Linked DNA regions of Homo sapiens: regions 1 and 3 are each linked to region 2. Evidence: chromatin contacts called from ENCODE Hi-C or POLR2A ChIA-PET data. All regions are on one chromosome and are shown on one strand. Each heading gives the region's core, a stretch centred on a gene start or an enhancer-like site at or near the end of the contact. The rest is flanking DNA. Distances are from core to core; before and after follow the strand shown. Region 1 holds the start of CTPS1 (CTP synthase 1). Region 2 holds the start of PABPC4 (poly(A) binding protein cytoplasmic 4). Region 3 holds the start of NFYC (nuclear transcription factor Y subunit gamma).

Region 1 (4,597 bases), core at 117-2,616, 1.4 Mb before region 2:
AGCAGACGCTTTCAGTACCATGGCCATCAGAGGAAGGTGAGACAAGTCCTGGGGGTAGTGGGCGGATCCAGGCGGCTCCTGTTTTGTAGATATGACTTGCAATGGGCCTTGAAGGACTGACTGCACGACTCAGAGCACAGGAAAGGGAACAGGGTGAACAGGCAGGTGCAGGGCAGCTACAGAGAACAGAGGTAAGGCCGTGAGGGGGAAGGCGGGGAAGCAGGGATATACAGTGGAAGATAAACTGGAAAGGTAGGCAAGGGCCAGATCATGTGCAAACTGGCATGCCCAATCTGAACTTAATCCTGAAGGTGACGGAAGGCGCAAGAAGGTTTTCCGGCACAGAAGTAACGTAAATCAAGACGCATCAGAGAAATTCAACAAAGACTGAGGGGGGAAATGCTTTTTCTTTCAATGTTATGAGATGAAGTGCCAGCCCCCATCACTAGTGTGCAGACCTCAATCATGTCACTTGAGCTGCCTGCAACGCGGGTTCTCACCTAGGGGAATGGGGGTGAGAATCTCTGCGCCGCCCGCGTCACAGGGCCGCTGAGGATTCGAAACTGTAACGAGCGTGGACGGAAGGGCGCCACGCAAACGTGGTGAGCTCTATACACCGCCAGCGCCCCGACCCCCGGCCGCCGGGAAGGGAGGAAGCCGTGAGGCCCAAAGGCCAGCCGCGGGGCCCAGGGCCGGCGAGTTCGCAGGCCCCCTCGTCCTACGGCGCGGAGCTGCCGCGCCCAGCCCCGGGCGGCTGAGCCCGCGCCGAGGCCGGAGGCCCGAGGCCCGCACTGCTTGAATGGATGGGCGACTGCCGGGCTTCCTCGCAGACGAAGAGCAAGGGCGGAGGGTGTGGGGGGGGGCGCCGCTCCACTCCCCTACGGCCTTCTCCGTCCGACGAGCCCGGCCGAGCTGATTCGGCGCGGCCCAGCGCGGCAGCGCAGGCCCCGCAGCCTCTGAAGCCGCCCCGCGCCCCGCTTGGCCCCTCTCCCCAGCGCCGCCCGGCCACGAGGCCCGCGCGCGGGAGCCGGCAGCTCGCCGGCCGGGGCGCCCGCCCCACTCCCGTTAGGCACACAGCCCATTGGGCAGGACGCCGAGTCACCTCGCCCCTGATTGGTAGGAGCGACGTCCGTCACCGCGGCGGCGGGGCTATTCGGCGCCGGGCTCAGCTCGCGCCGCTGACTCCTGCGCGGGAGAACAGATCCCCCCCGGGATCCCTGGAGTCAGCCTACCTGCGGCCGGCTTCAGATCCTCCCGTCAGCGACAGAGCTGGGCCGGCGACGCGCGCGGAGCCCCGGACAGCCAGTGAACAACCCCGACCGCATGCGCCCGGCAGTCTTTCACGGAGGCGGGCTCTAGGCTGTGCGCACGCAGAGGTTGGAGGGCGGGCCGGGCCTGGAGGGCGCGGGGCGGGGCGGGGCCTGGAGTGCGCAGGCGCGGGACAGGACCGCTGGGCCGCCTCCGCTGAACTGTGCCGCCGTAGGTTCGAGGCCGGGCGGGTGGTGGCGTGTCTGCCCCTCTGCTTCCGTCCCAGCCTGTGGCCCAAGCTTACTCTCTTGAAGGGGAGGAGGCTGTTTGGGAACTCACGCCTGGCCTATTCGTCACCTGGCCTCGCGTCCTCCCACAGCGGTCTCCTGGAGTTCTGGGCGTCGCCTTCCATCCGATGGTCTTTCACTGTGGGCTCCTGGCGGTGATGCGCCAGCGCATCTCTGCCTCCGGGCGAGGGACGGCGGCAGCGCCACCCTGGCCTCCAAGACGGAAGTGCGGAGGGTCGCGCGGCGTTGGCTCCTCGTCGGCCTCCCTCCTCCCCACACCTGCCCCGAAGGCGGCTGCTTTGGATGGACTAGGATCCCGAAAAGTACGGTTTCATCTAGCTATCGCTCCCTGAGCACCGACTGTGCCACGCACTGTGCTGGGCACCGAGGGACCCTCTCCTCGGACTAACGATGTAGGGAGGCACACTGAGCAGCTCATTACACTTTATGGTTGTTATGGGTGCTTGCTGCAGAGATGCTGGTGCCGGGGCAGTGAGTGCCCAGCGCGGGGACTGACCCAAGTCCGGTGGTGATTGGGAATTCAGGCGGGAAGCCCGCCCTGAAAAAGTAACTTTGAAGCAGAGACCTAAGTAGACGGCAAAGATGGGAAAGGGAGAGGCGGGGATAAGAAAGTGAGACATGCTTGAGCCCAACAGTTCGAGACCAACTTGGGTAACATAGCGAGACCCCGTTTCTTATAAAAATAATAATAGTAGGCCGGGCGCAGTGGCTCACACCTGTAATCCCAACATTTTGGGAGGCCGAGGCAGGCGGATCACAAGGTCAGGAGTTCAAGACCAGCCTCGCCAATATGGTGAAACCCCGTCTCTACTAAAAATACAAAAATTAGCTGGGCGTGGTGGTGGGTGCCTGTAGTCCCAGCTACTCAGGAGGCTGAGGCAGGAGAATAGCTTGAACCTGGGAGGTGGAGGTTGCAGTGAGCCAAGATTGCACCACTGCATTCCAGCCTGGGCGACAGAGCGAGACTCCTTCTCAAAGAATAAATAAATAAAATAAAAATAGTAATAATAATTTTTTTTTAAAAGTGAGGCAGAAGGAAAAGCCTGTGTACAAGCCCAAAGAGGCCGGCACAGCTGAATTGGAAGGCCAGTCTAGCCAAGTCCACAAGGGCCACAGGAAGCGAGATTAACATGAGATTAGGTTGAAGAGTTGGGTAGGGCCATACGGTGAAGAGCATTATAGACCAAGTAAAGGCTTCTCTTTCTCCTAGGGATAGTGGAAAGCTGTAGAAACTTTTGAGAGGCTTTTGACCTTCCTTTGAATAGTGAATATATGTACATGGTTATAATTTTTCCCCAAACACTACACAAGGGTATCCATGAAAAGTAAATCTCTTATTTCTGTACCCCAGTGTTCCTGTTTTGTTCTCTAGAAGCAGTCTGCCACAAGTTCTTAACTATCTTCACTGAAGGAGTTTTAAAAAAAAAGATGTGATGGGATCAGATTTGTGTTTTAGGAAAATCATTGAAGCAGATGGATTCCCAGAAACCAGGTCAGGAGGCTCCTGCAGTGGCCTCTTTTAGAGGCTTCTGGCTCCTTCCAGATCTGGATCACCAGTGCTTCAACCCTGACAACCTGCCCATGCTGCATTCAGCTCCAAATCTAAAAAATGTTTGGAATGCCAGGCATAGTGGCTCACACTTGTGATCCTGACACTTTGGGAGGCTGACACAGGGTGGGAGGATTTCTTGAGTCCAGGAGTTCAAGACCAGCCTAGGCAATATAGTGAGACCCCATCTCTACAAAAAATACAAAAATTAGCTGAGCATGGTGGCACGCATCTGTAGTCCTGGCTACTCCAGAGCCTGAGGCTGGAGGAATGCTTGAACCCAGGAATTCAAGGCCAATGGGAGCTAGGATCCCACCACTGCACTCCAGCCTGGGCAGAGTGAGACTCTATCTCAAAAAAAAAAAAAAAAAGTTTGGGTTGTCTTTGAAGGTACTCTACAGCCACATCTTCTTTCAAGAAGCATTTGATGTTTATCAAAGTGCCTGGAACATAACAGATGCTGAGAACATACTTGCTGAGGTAATGAAGATGCTATGGGAGATGGAAAAATGAGCCATTCACCCAACCACTCCTCTGAATGACCACTTGACATTGTCTTCTTCCTCAAAGCTCTTCCATCTCCTCCCCCATATTCTCCTCAGCTGGTGGTCTTGCTTCCCATTTCACGAGAAAATAGAAGCCATCAGTAGATTTTTCATATCCACCAACCACTTTTATCTGCGCACAAGCTCTGCGTTGTCTCCTGTTACTGTGGACAAACTGCCCACACTCCCAGAGGTCAACCTCCTCTTTGCTCCAAGTGCCATATCCATTTGTCAACTCAAAGAATGTCTAGTATGCAAGTGCCATATCCTTTCATCAACTCAAGAATGTCTAGTAGAATGTCCCTTCCTGCGTCATCAGTCTTTCCCTGTCTAGTAGATCTTTTCCACTACCGTGATGCAAACATGCTGCAATTTGTTCCATCTTAAAACCCCTCTCCTGACTCTATGCCATTCTCTAGCTCCCCCTCCATTTCTGTTTCACTTTTCAGCACAACTCCTAAAAAATGTTGTTTGTACTTTGCTGTCTCAATTTCTTCCCTCTCTTGAACTCATTCCAATCTGGATATTTTGCTCATATAATTTCACTGAAACTGATCTCGTCAAAAATTAACCTCCATGTTCTCAGACCTCTTCTTTGTACATCAGCCTAGACTCCAATCTCTAATGTCCGTAAGTCCCAAATAAAGACAACAGTGGGCTGGGCGCAGTGGCTCATGCCTGTAATCCCAGCACTTCGGGAGCCTGAGATGGGTGGATCACAAGGTCAGGAGTTCGAGACCAGTTTGCAAATATGGTGAAACCCCGTCTCTACTAAAAATACAAAACTTAGCCAGACGTGGTGGCAGGCGCCTGTAGTCCCAGCTACTCAGGAGGCTGAGGCAGGAGAATCACTTGAACCTGGGAGGCGGAGGTTGCAGTGAGCCAAGATTGCACCACTGCACTTCAGCCTGGGCGACGAGCGAGACTCCGTCTCAAAAAAAAAAAAA
Region 2 (4,742 bases), core at 1,171-3,670:
TAGCTGAGACCACAGGCATGTGTCCCCACACCCAGCCAATTAAAAGAAAATTTTTTTTTGTAGAGATAGGGTCTCACTCTGTTGCCCAGGCTGGTTTCAAATGTCTGGGCTCAAGCGATCCTCCTGCCTCAGCCTCCCAAAGCACTGAGAGTATAGGTGTGAGCCACCTGCCTGGCCAGTTACTGAACATTTAGTACGTGCTATGTTAAGCACTATTCTAGATTCCTGTTCTCATGAAGCTTATATACCAATGTGGAAAAGATAGATACTAAACAGGTAAACAGATATAGAACAACATAATTTTGGGTAGGAATAACAGGCTTGAAGACAAGAAGACAAGTTGGTGTGATAGTGATTAACAATGTTGACGGCTACTTTAGACCACAGGAGGTCTAGGAAGACTTTCCTGAGGAGGGAATCTATAGAAGGAGCACTCCCATAAATGTTCCTTTTTTTTTGAGACGGAGTCTCGCTCTGTCACCCAGGCTGGAGTGCAGTAGCATGATCTCAGCTTACTGCAACCGCTGCCTCCTGGGTTCCAGCGATTCTCCTGCCTCAGCCTTCCAAGTAGCTGGGACTATAGGCACGTGCCATCATGCCCGGCTAATTTTGTATTTTTAGTAGAGATGGGGTTTCACCATGTTGGCCAGGCTGGTCTCGAACTCCTGACCTCAGGTGATCCGCTCACCTCAGCCTGCCAAAGTGCTGGGATTACAGGTGTGAGCCATCGTGCCCAGCCAATGTTTCTTGATTTAATATAGTTATTAGAATATAAACTCCATGAGAGAGGGAGTGACTTCTGGTCCACCATGGTATCTCCAGCCCCTGTATTGACATTGGCATAGAGTAGGCTCAGATTAACCATTTATTTGAATTAATTAATATATAAATACACATATTTCTTTAGTCATTTACTTAAATCAGTGCTTTTGAAGGGGGATGTCTGTGTCTTTTGGCAATTTCTGTTTTTGGTTTTCACAGTGATGGCAAAGGTGGTTCCTGGCACTTATGGAAGAAGGGATGCTATATATCTTGTAATGCGTGTGGACAGTCCCATATAACATAGTCCTATAAAGTGATATGACTTTTTTTTTTTTGAGACGGAGTTTCGCTCTTGTTGCCCAGGCTAGAGTGCAATGGCATGATCTCAGCTCACCACAACCTCTGCCTGCCGGGTTCAAGCGATTCTTCTGCTTTAGCCGCCTGAGTAGCTGGGATTACAGGCATGCACCCCCATGTCTGGCTACTTTTTGTATTTTTAGGAGAGACGGGGGTTTCTTCATGTTGGTCATGCTGGTCTCGAACTCTCGACCTCAGTGATCCGCCCGCCTCGGCCTCCCAAAGTGCTGGGATTACAGGCGTGAGCCACCACGCCTGGCCTGTGATACGACTTTCAAATGACCTGCCAGACTCTCATGCAGATGAAAAGTCTTTTTATAATTATCCAAGCCTAGAAGAAACTTTAAACATAGGAACAGAAAGTATTTCTGTGCCCTTAAACACAAACTAAATGTCCGGGAATGCCACCAGCATGTCAATAGAGGGGATGCTTGTGTTTGGTTTCATTGAAGCTTTACCAAAATGTGCTCATCTTTTCAGAAAATCCCATCACCCATGGATACTGCTTGCATTTCTAGTTCCTGACGATTCTACCTCTAGGTCAACGGTATCCTGAAAACTTCTCAAATCTTTATTGTATTTGGACCCAGACATTTACCTATTGGACCACCTATTATTTTATTTTAACTTATTTTATGTCACCTTCATTTCACAATTTGGCATACCATTTAATTTTTTTTTTTTTGAGAGGGAGTCTCACTCTGTTGCCCAGGCTGGATGGAGTGCAGTGGCACGATCTTGGCTCACCGCGACCTCCGCCTCCCGGGTTCAAGCTATTCTCCTGCTCAGCCTCCCGAGTAGCTAGGACTACAGGCGCATGCCACCACGCCCGGCTAATGTTTTGTATTTTTAGTAGAGACGGGGTTTCACCGCGTTAGCCAGGATGGTCTCGATCTCCTGACCTCCATGATCCATCCGCCTCGGCCTCCCAAAGTGCTGGGATTACAGGCGTGAGCCACTGCACCCAGCCCCATACCATTTAATTTTAAACCTCATGCGTGTGTGCAGGTTAAATGGCTCCTAGGTTCCATTCCCGGGTGATGGGTGGGAGGGTGTTAAGATTTATTTGTTATAGAAAGGGGCCCTGGGGTCTCCCGCAGCCGCGAGCTGGGCGGTCCTCCCGGCGCCAGGGGTCGCTGTAGCGCCGCGCGGCCGCGCCGGGTCGCTCTCGCGTGGCCGCCCCGCCTCGGGCCCCCGGGCCGAGTGGGCGGGCACGACTGCGCCCAGGTCGCGAGGCGCCCTTCGACCAGCAGCGCCCGGGGCGGGCGGGTATAAATGGAGCGGTGGCTCCCTCGGCCGCCTCTCTCCGCCCCGGGTCGCTGCCGCCTCCGCCGCTTTCGGGCTTCGCAGCCTGAGGAAAAAAAGAGAAAAAGATAAAAAAAATCTGAAAACGCTTCAAAATCCTGAAAAAAAAAAAGGAAAAGAAAAAACGAATCCTCGGAGAACCCGCGGGGAAGTCACTTTCGTACGCTTCCGGCCTGCCCCGCGCCCGCCGCCGCAGCGCTTGGCGTCCGTCGGTCTCCGTCCGTCGGTCCGGGGGTGAGCCGCCCGCCCGGCCCGCCGTGCCCTCCCCCCGCTCGGGCCCCGAGCCCCGCGCCCCGCGCCTGCCCCGGCGCACCACGTGTCCGTGCTGCCCTTCGCCGCCCGCCCGGGGCTCGCCGAGTCGGCGCCCACAAAGATTTGGTTTCCCTCTGCCCCGGCGGTTGTAATCTTAAACCGCCGGAGCCCGAGGCCTATATTTATAGAGAAACGCGTGTCCCCGAGGCCGCCGTGGGCAGCGTCCGGTCGCCTCTTAAAGGATTTTTACCCTTCGGAAGGGGATTCCCCGTTTAATTTTTTTCCTACTTTGATTTTTTGAAATTTGGAGCTTCGCACCAGGACCGCGGAGAAGTGCAAAGTCGCGGGGAGGGCCGTATTGTGCGGAGAGCCTTTTGTCTGCGGTGCTGCGGCCGTGGGAGCCGGCCCCCGCCTCCCGTTTCCGTCCCGTCTCCAAGCCCGCCGACTCCAGCTCGTCCTCGCCGCGCCGGTGCCACCTGTGAGCCGCGGCGCGGGCCCGGGCTCCGAAGGCGCCCCTTTGTCCTGCGGCGGGCCCGATAAGAAGTCCTCCTGGCGGGGCTCGGGGTGGTGGGGGGCGGGGAGATGAACGCTGCGGCCAGCAGCTACCCCATGGCCTCCCTGTACGTGGGCGACCTGCATTCGGACGTCACCGAGGCCATGCTGTACGAAAAGTTCAGCCCCGCGGGGCCTGTGCTGTCCATCCGGGTCTGCCGCGATATGATCACCCGCCGCTCCCTGGGCTATGCCTACGTCAACTTCCAGCAGCCGGCCGACGGTGAGTAGAAGCTGTGCCCACACGTGCGTGGGAGCCCGGAGGACCCCGGGAGTCGTCTTCTGGCAGGGCCCTCCTGCCGAGGAGGGCGGCATCACGACAGCATGTTGCCACCGAAGCTGGGAGCAGGGTGCGGAGATTGAGAACGCGGACCTGGCATCAGATGACTCGAGTTTCAATCTTGTTTCTACCACTTGCTAACTGGGTGACCTTGGGCTACTTATTAGTGTTGCTGGTAGTGGGGTTGGAAACCAAGGAGACTGTAAAACAGGATTAGAGTGAAGCCACTGGCATTCCACTGCGTGTGGTCCTTGTCAGTGGGGCTGGGCTGTTAGAGATCCTTGCTTGTGCCCCTCACAGGCTGGCCAAAAAGGCGGGACGTTTGAAACACAATTCCCCGCGAAAGTTTTACATTGTAAAGCTCCTGCCCGCTCCGCCACCTTTACTAACCTTGACTACCTGATGTTGTGCTGATAAAGGATCAGTCAGGGCAGGCAGGAAGCAGGGGGAAGGTTTCTGTGCGTTAAACTTTCGCAGAGACTTAGGTTAGTGCCACAAAAGCTGCGTGTGCCAGGCCACCTCCTTGGTCTGTGTGTTTGCCACTGGAGTGGAGAAGTGCTTTACTCTGGACAAATGGTATCCAGGCTCTGTGCTGTAGAGTGTCGTGGAGGTAGTTTAGGGAAGCGTCACTTGAAAATCTGGTGTCATTTGTCACCTCAGCTGTAACAGTGCTTTGCACTAGTCAGAGCCCTTTTATTTCATCTAATCTGAAGAAAATGGGACTCCTGAGAAGGAGAACGAATGCAAAAAGTTGGAAGCCAAGTTAGGACTCCCAGCACAGTGCTCTGCCACCTCAGATTGTGGCCTTAGCGTGGAGCATGGAGAGAGGTATGCTGCAGGCGTGGCAGGAGGGAGGCCAGAGGAAACCTGATCAGAGGCTGCACGTGACTCCAGATTAAAAGGGAACAACTGCAGAGATCATTACTGGGAGAAACAAGCCATTCTATGGCAAAGCATCTCCAGGTCCCTAGTTTTGGGGTCCCCCCTTTGTTTTCTGTCTGAGGCCCAGAGTTACTACCTGCCCAGGTTGCGGCTGAGACCAGAGAATTGGACATGTTGAGAGGGACTAGGTATTGCTACTGTCAATCCAGTGTGCTCCAAGCTGAGTTCTGTCCATGGCCATAGGAGCGCAAAGGTAGCTGAGTGTGGTCTTTTTAAGGGATAATGTACCACATTAGCTGTTGTCTGCCTTACTGACTTTTGAACAAAAGTCGTGTCACTTAGAGATAGCAGA
Region 3 (4,396 bases), core at 1,895-4,394, 1.1 Mb before region 2:
CTGAAGAAAAAGCTGAGGTTCACAAGTTTTCAACATAAACTCAGATCTACTGAGATTTCCTGAGAGTTCAAGATTTCTAGAGTGGTCAATTCCAGATCTTAACAAGGTGGCCATGGGTATAAGGGGCTAACATGGAATGAAGGTGGTCACCAATGTTGAAGGGCAGGTTGCTCCAGAAATGCCTGCTGAAAAAAAAAAGGTGTACATATACACTCATTTTTATCACCTTGTCTAGTCTTACTAAAAACGAAACTAAGTTATAGATCTACAGCATTCTTCATATTTGGTTAACTTGATGACTGAGCCAAATGAGGCTGAAATGACCAATGTACAAAATACATGGCAAACCCTATTTTCACTTGTAGCTTTGCCTCTATCTTCCACAGTGAAACGTTATTGTAAACAAAAATGAGGGAGGGCTTCACCTAAGCACATCAAGACATAAAGCAATTAAGATTTCCAACTCACTGGTCTCCTCTCAAACCCTGATTTAAAGGTTTCCATGCAAAATTGGAACTGCAAATATTTTGTCCTATCCAGTCTTAATTTTACACATTGTTCAGGATAAGCATATCCTAGAATCAATATCCCACAGTCTGAAGAAAGCACTAGGCCTTTGAATAGGTCCTGGTATTTGGGGACACCCTAAGGAACTGGTGATGCTTGAAAAACCTCTCCAGTGAGCTCTTTACACTAGGCACTTGGTAGTTCCTCGCCATTTGGCATAAATTACCTCCACATACAGAAAGACTATCTGCAATATTCTGAAGCTTGGTTTTAAGGAATGCAGATTCTTCAAGTTTCTGTACATATTTTTCCCCATTATCTACCTGGATTCAGGAAAAAATGCAGCAATTTACTTGGTAAATCTTCCCTTTCACAATAGAAGCCAAGGGATATGATTTGAATACCTAGCTGAAGAACCCATATTCTCTATGGTTACAATTCTGTGGTCTGAATCCTTAAGCAGCACAAGAAATTCTTAAGAATTATAGTCTTCCATTTTATACACTCTAAACACCCAGAAATCAAAGTAGATGATCCACTTGGAAATACAAAATTATCTGGAAGTTTCATTAGTCAGGTTTATGTTGATAGCTGATGTAGCAGATAAAATTACAGGCTTTGGCATCAGGCAACCAGGGTTTGAATTCTAGCTCAACCACTTACTGAGTGACACCAGACAAGCTACTTAAACTCTCTGATCCTCAGTTTCCTCATCTGCAATATGGGGACGATAATGCCTACCTATTGGAGTTAAAATATGCCCCAAAATAGCAATTCTCTTCCTCTGCTACTTATCAATTCCCTTCTCCAGAAAATGTAGTTGCATTCACATAAAACTAAATTTGAAAACCCTAGGAGTTTCTTGAAATTGGTATGAAAACAGAAGAGTACCATCTAAAGCTAAAAAGGACTACCTAACAAAAACAAGGAAAAACAAATTAGGAAAACACAGATGTTTAACATAAATGTGTTTCCATGGCCCTCACACACTGGGACGAGCAAATGTAAAGCAATACAAGTAACTACGATTCAGATTCAGTGGAAAAGAACATATTCCCAACAAGTTGACTGGAACGACTCTGGATTGGAATAAAAACTTTTTGAATATGAACCAGAAAGTGTTGACAAGTCCTGTTCCTTAAGAAGCTATGCATGGGCTTTTTTTTGGTTTGGAGCTGCTTATTTGAAAAAACAAACAAAAAATTCAAAGTACACATGGGAATGGGTATACTTTTTAGGCACATATACAAGGAAATAAACCAAGACCGAAAATTTCTGGCTAGCTCCCTTTCCCTTAAAGGGGAACCTAACAATATTTACTCAACAAATAACTACCAACTACCTAATATTTGCTAATGTGGCTTTGGAAACTCAGCCATGACCTGTATCCTTCCTAGAGCAGCAAATTTCATATACAACATCTCAAAACTACTTGTATGGTCCTGAGACTCAATAATGTATAACTGTTCTATTAATACACTTCCCAAGTCCGAAAATGTCCCCTAAAATGCTTCCTATATCAGATTTTGTCACTTTAAATCTGATACTACTTAATGCTGTGCTTCCTAGGCTCGGACAGAGCACACTTCTCAATAGCATTCCTCTCTCGGTTTACTTGCTCCTCACATCACATCCCAGGTCCGTTGACTCTGGACTCCAGGGCTCCACCAAAACCTCAGTGTTTGAATGCTTGCACTCTCCAGCAAAATCCCTGATCCGATTCTACCGTTCAGCTATGCCCCTAGCCCTGATGCCTTTCTTCCTACACCATACACTCACACCGTGGACTTCAGGGCCACTTCCAAACTGGGTCACATTAGCAACCCTGGATCTCGAAGACTCTCAGCCTGTCACTTGGGTTTCGGTGTTTCCAAGCCTGGAACCCTGAGGGCCTGCACACCCCAATCTTGGGCCATGCATGTACCAGGAAAAGCACCTCTGAAAGTGAGTGTCCCCCATTCCCAGGCCATGGCCTAAGCTACCCCCAAAGTACCTGCCAGGCCATCACCCTCTCTTCCCCCTTAAAGCCTCTAGGCTCGCCCTCTCGCCGCAACCCCACGCCTGCGCCGCAGGGGGTCATTGCCCCAGCCGCCCTAGCCCAAGACGCGCGCATCCCCGCAGCCTCAGATTCCTTCATCACCCCCTAGACCGGAGCTGGCGCGTCCAATAAGGTGCCAGGTCCGCGGCCTCCCCGCCACCGACCAATCACGAGCGAGCCCCCCCGCCGTCGCCTTCCGCCAATGGGAGAAAGCCCGCGGGCCGGGCCGACGAGGCACACGGACCCCACGAGCGCGGCGGCGGCGACAGCAGCGGGCCAGGCAAGAGCACAACATGGCGGCGGGCAGGACGGACCGAGCTACAGCAGCGGCCGCGCGAGGAAGTGAGGTCTCTGGCGAAGGCGGGAAGCGCTGCCCCTCCCCCCGCCGCCGCTTCCCTATCACCCTCGCACAGAAACTCCCGCACACTCACACACCTCTGCTCAGGAGTCCAGGAAGAGCAGGAGCCGCCCCCGCGCTCCTACGGAGTCGGGCAATGCAGAGGCCCAGGCGCGGCGGAGGGGAGGGGGAAGTGTGCGTCACGGAGAACGGAGCGCGCGCGAAGCGGGGGCACAAGCAAGATGGCGGCCACGCCGTTTGCACCGTTTCCCCTTTTCCCTTCCCCCTCCCTTGGCGCCTGGACTCCCAGTATCGTGCGGTGCGCAGAAGCTGTGCTCCTTGAGGTCTCGCGAGAATTGGGAAGGGGCGACGACAGAGGGAGGCGGAATGAGATCTGAGAGTTTTAACCCCGCCCCCTTTCGGGAGCTCGAGATCTGAGTTTTGACCCCGCCCCCTTTCGGGGGATCCGGAGGCGCTGCCCAGTGACCTCCACCACCCTGCCTATCCTTGTGGATCTCCTTGGTGCGAGCTTGAATTTTAGGAAATAAGTAGGTGTGTGCGCGTGCCCTTGAGTTTTAGGAACTAAGTAGGGGCGTGTGTGTGTATTTGTGTTTTTAATTTGGGGAGAAAGAACTGGGGGATGAAGGTCGACATGGCGTTCCAGATTAAGCATGCCGTTCAAGTAGACAGCTACTGGCACCTTAAATTCATAAAAGAGCATTTAGCACCAAACTGTAAAGTGATGTCCTCTAGAATAAAGAACAGTACTTACCAAGAATAGTTAGCTTGTAACCTTACGTCGACATAGTTGTTCTTATTTGAATGCAGATTTTAAAGTTTTATCACGCAGTTGGAAACCACAGCTACTATGAGCATGGATTTTTTCATACTTATCTCTTTCATTTCCGTGACCACTTGGTCCAAAGGCATCAGGATTGTATCCATTTTACAAATGATAAAACTGAAGCTCAAAAAGGTTAAGTAACTTGATCTAAGTCCCCACAGCTAGTAAGTGTCAAAACCCCATCCGAATAACTTCAAAACCTGTAGGTATAGTCATCAAATGTGTCTTGAATGGAATTACCTACAGTGAGAGTTAGTGCATTAGGTAACAAGCGCAGAGAGGAATGACTGCCTCTGCTGATGGTAACCTTGAATTTTACAAATGACACTGGAGCCTTTCTGAGACTAGTGTTGCATGGGTCCTCAATAAAATCACACTGTTGTTACTCACTTCCTTTGGGTTTATAACCCTGGTGATAAAGTAATTGAGAATAGTGGAGTAAACCCTCGACTTGAATTCAGGAAAATTGTTTTCAAATCCAGTTTCAATAAATCTCACATCAGGCACTCTATTTGATGAATGAATGAACAAAACCTAACTATAAGACACTTGACTTCAGGGAGTCTCAATTCCTTCATCTGTAAAAAGATCTAATTCCTAACTTTTGGTAATGTTGGGGAGAGTGAATGAAATAATGTGAGAGTGCTTCGTAAATTGCAAAAGTGTTATA

The links. Hi-C counts contacts between places; a loop is a spot of excess contacts on that map. ChIA-PET counts read pairs that join two places held with the same protein, here RNA polymerase II (POLR2A). Pooled maps may share reads with other maps.
Region 1: a map of CD4-positive, alpha-beta memory T cell shows a loop between it and region 2 (21-fold over the local background). The contact joins the promoter of CTPS1 here to the promoter of PABPC4 in region 2. A Hi-C loop is called at or near these places in 1 of 168 maps with a recorded cell type or tissue (CD4-positive, alpha-beta memory T cell) and 7 of 50 pooled maps. POLR2A ChIA-PET finds 5 or more read pairs at or near these places in 1 of 52 experiments (OCI-LY7).
Region 3: a map of CD8-positive, alpha-beta T cell shows a loop between it and region 2 (7-fold over the local background). The contact joins the promoter of NFYC here to the promoter of PABPC4 in region 2. A Hi-C loop is called at or near these places in 2 of 168 maps with a recorded cell type or tissue (CD8-positive, alpha-beta T cell and naive thymus-derived CD4-positive, alpha-beta T cell) and 6 of 50 pooled maps.

Annotation. Positions count from the first base shown.
Region 1 is chr1:40,976,465-40,981,061 of GRCh38, reverse strand. It overlaps CTPS1 (CTP synthase 1), which reads right to left and starts at 1,366. Exons shown (of 19, transcript NM_001905.4): 1 at 1,233-1,366. RefSeq lists an enhancer at 368-417 and silencers at 618-757, 828-1,117, 1,388-1,577.
Region 2 is chr1:39,574,468-39,579,209 of GRCh38, reverse strand. It overlaps PABPC4 (poly(A) binding protein cytoplasmic 4), which reads left to right and starts at 2,420. Exons shown (of 16, transcript NM_001135653.2): 1 at 2,420-3,451. The coding sequence starts at 3,259. RefSeq lists a silencer at 2,166-2,475 and enhancers at 2,976-3,045, 3,546-3,595, 3,616-3,735.
Region 3 is chr1:40,690,452-40,694,847 of GRCh38, reverse strand. NFYC (nuclear transcription factor Y subunit gamma) reads right to left here and starts at 3,144. Exons shown (of 10, transcript NM_014223.5): 1 at 2,981-3,144. NFYC-AS1 (NFYC antisense RNA 1) reads left to right here and starts at 2,587. Exons shown (of 1, transcript NR_024567.1): 1 at 2,587-4,396. It also overlaps a transcript of RIMS3 not described here. RefSeq lists enhancers at 2,157-2,206, 2,227-2,396 and a silencer at 2,637-2,736.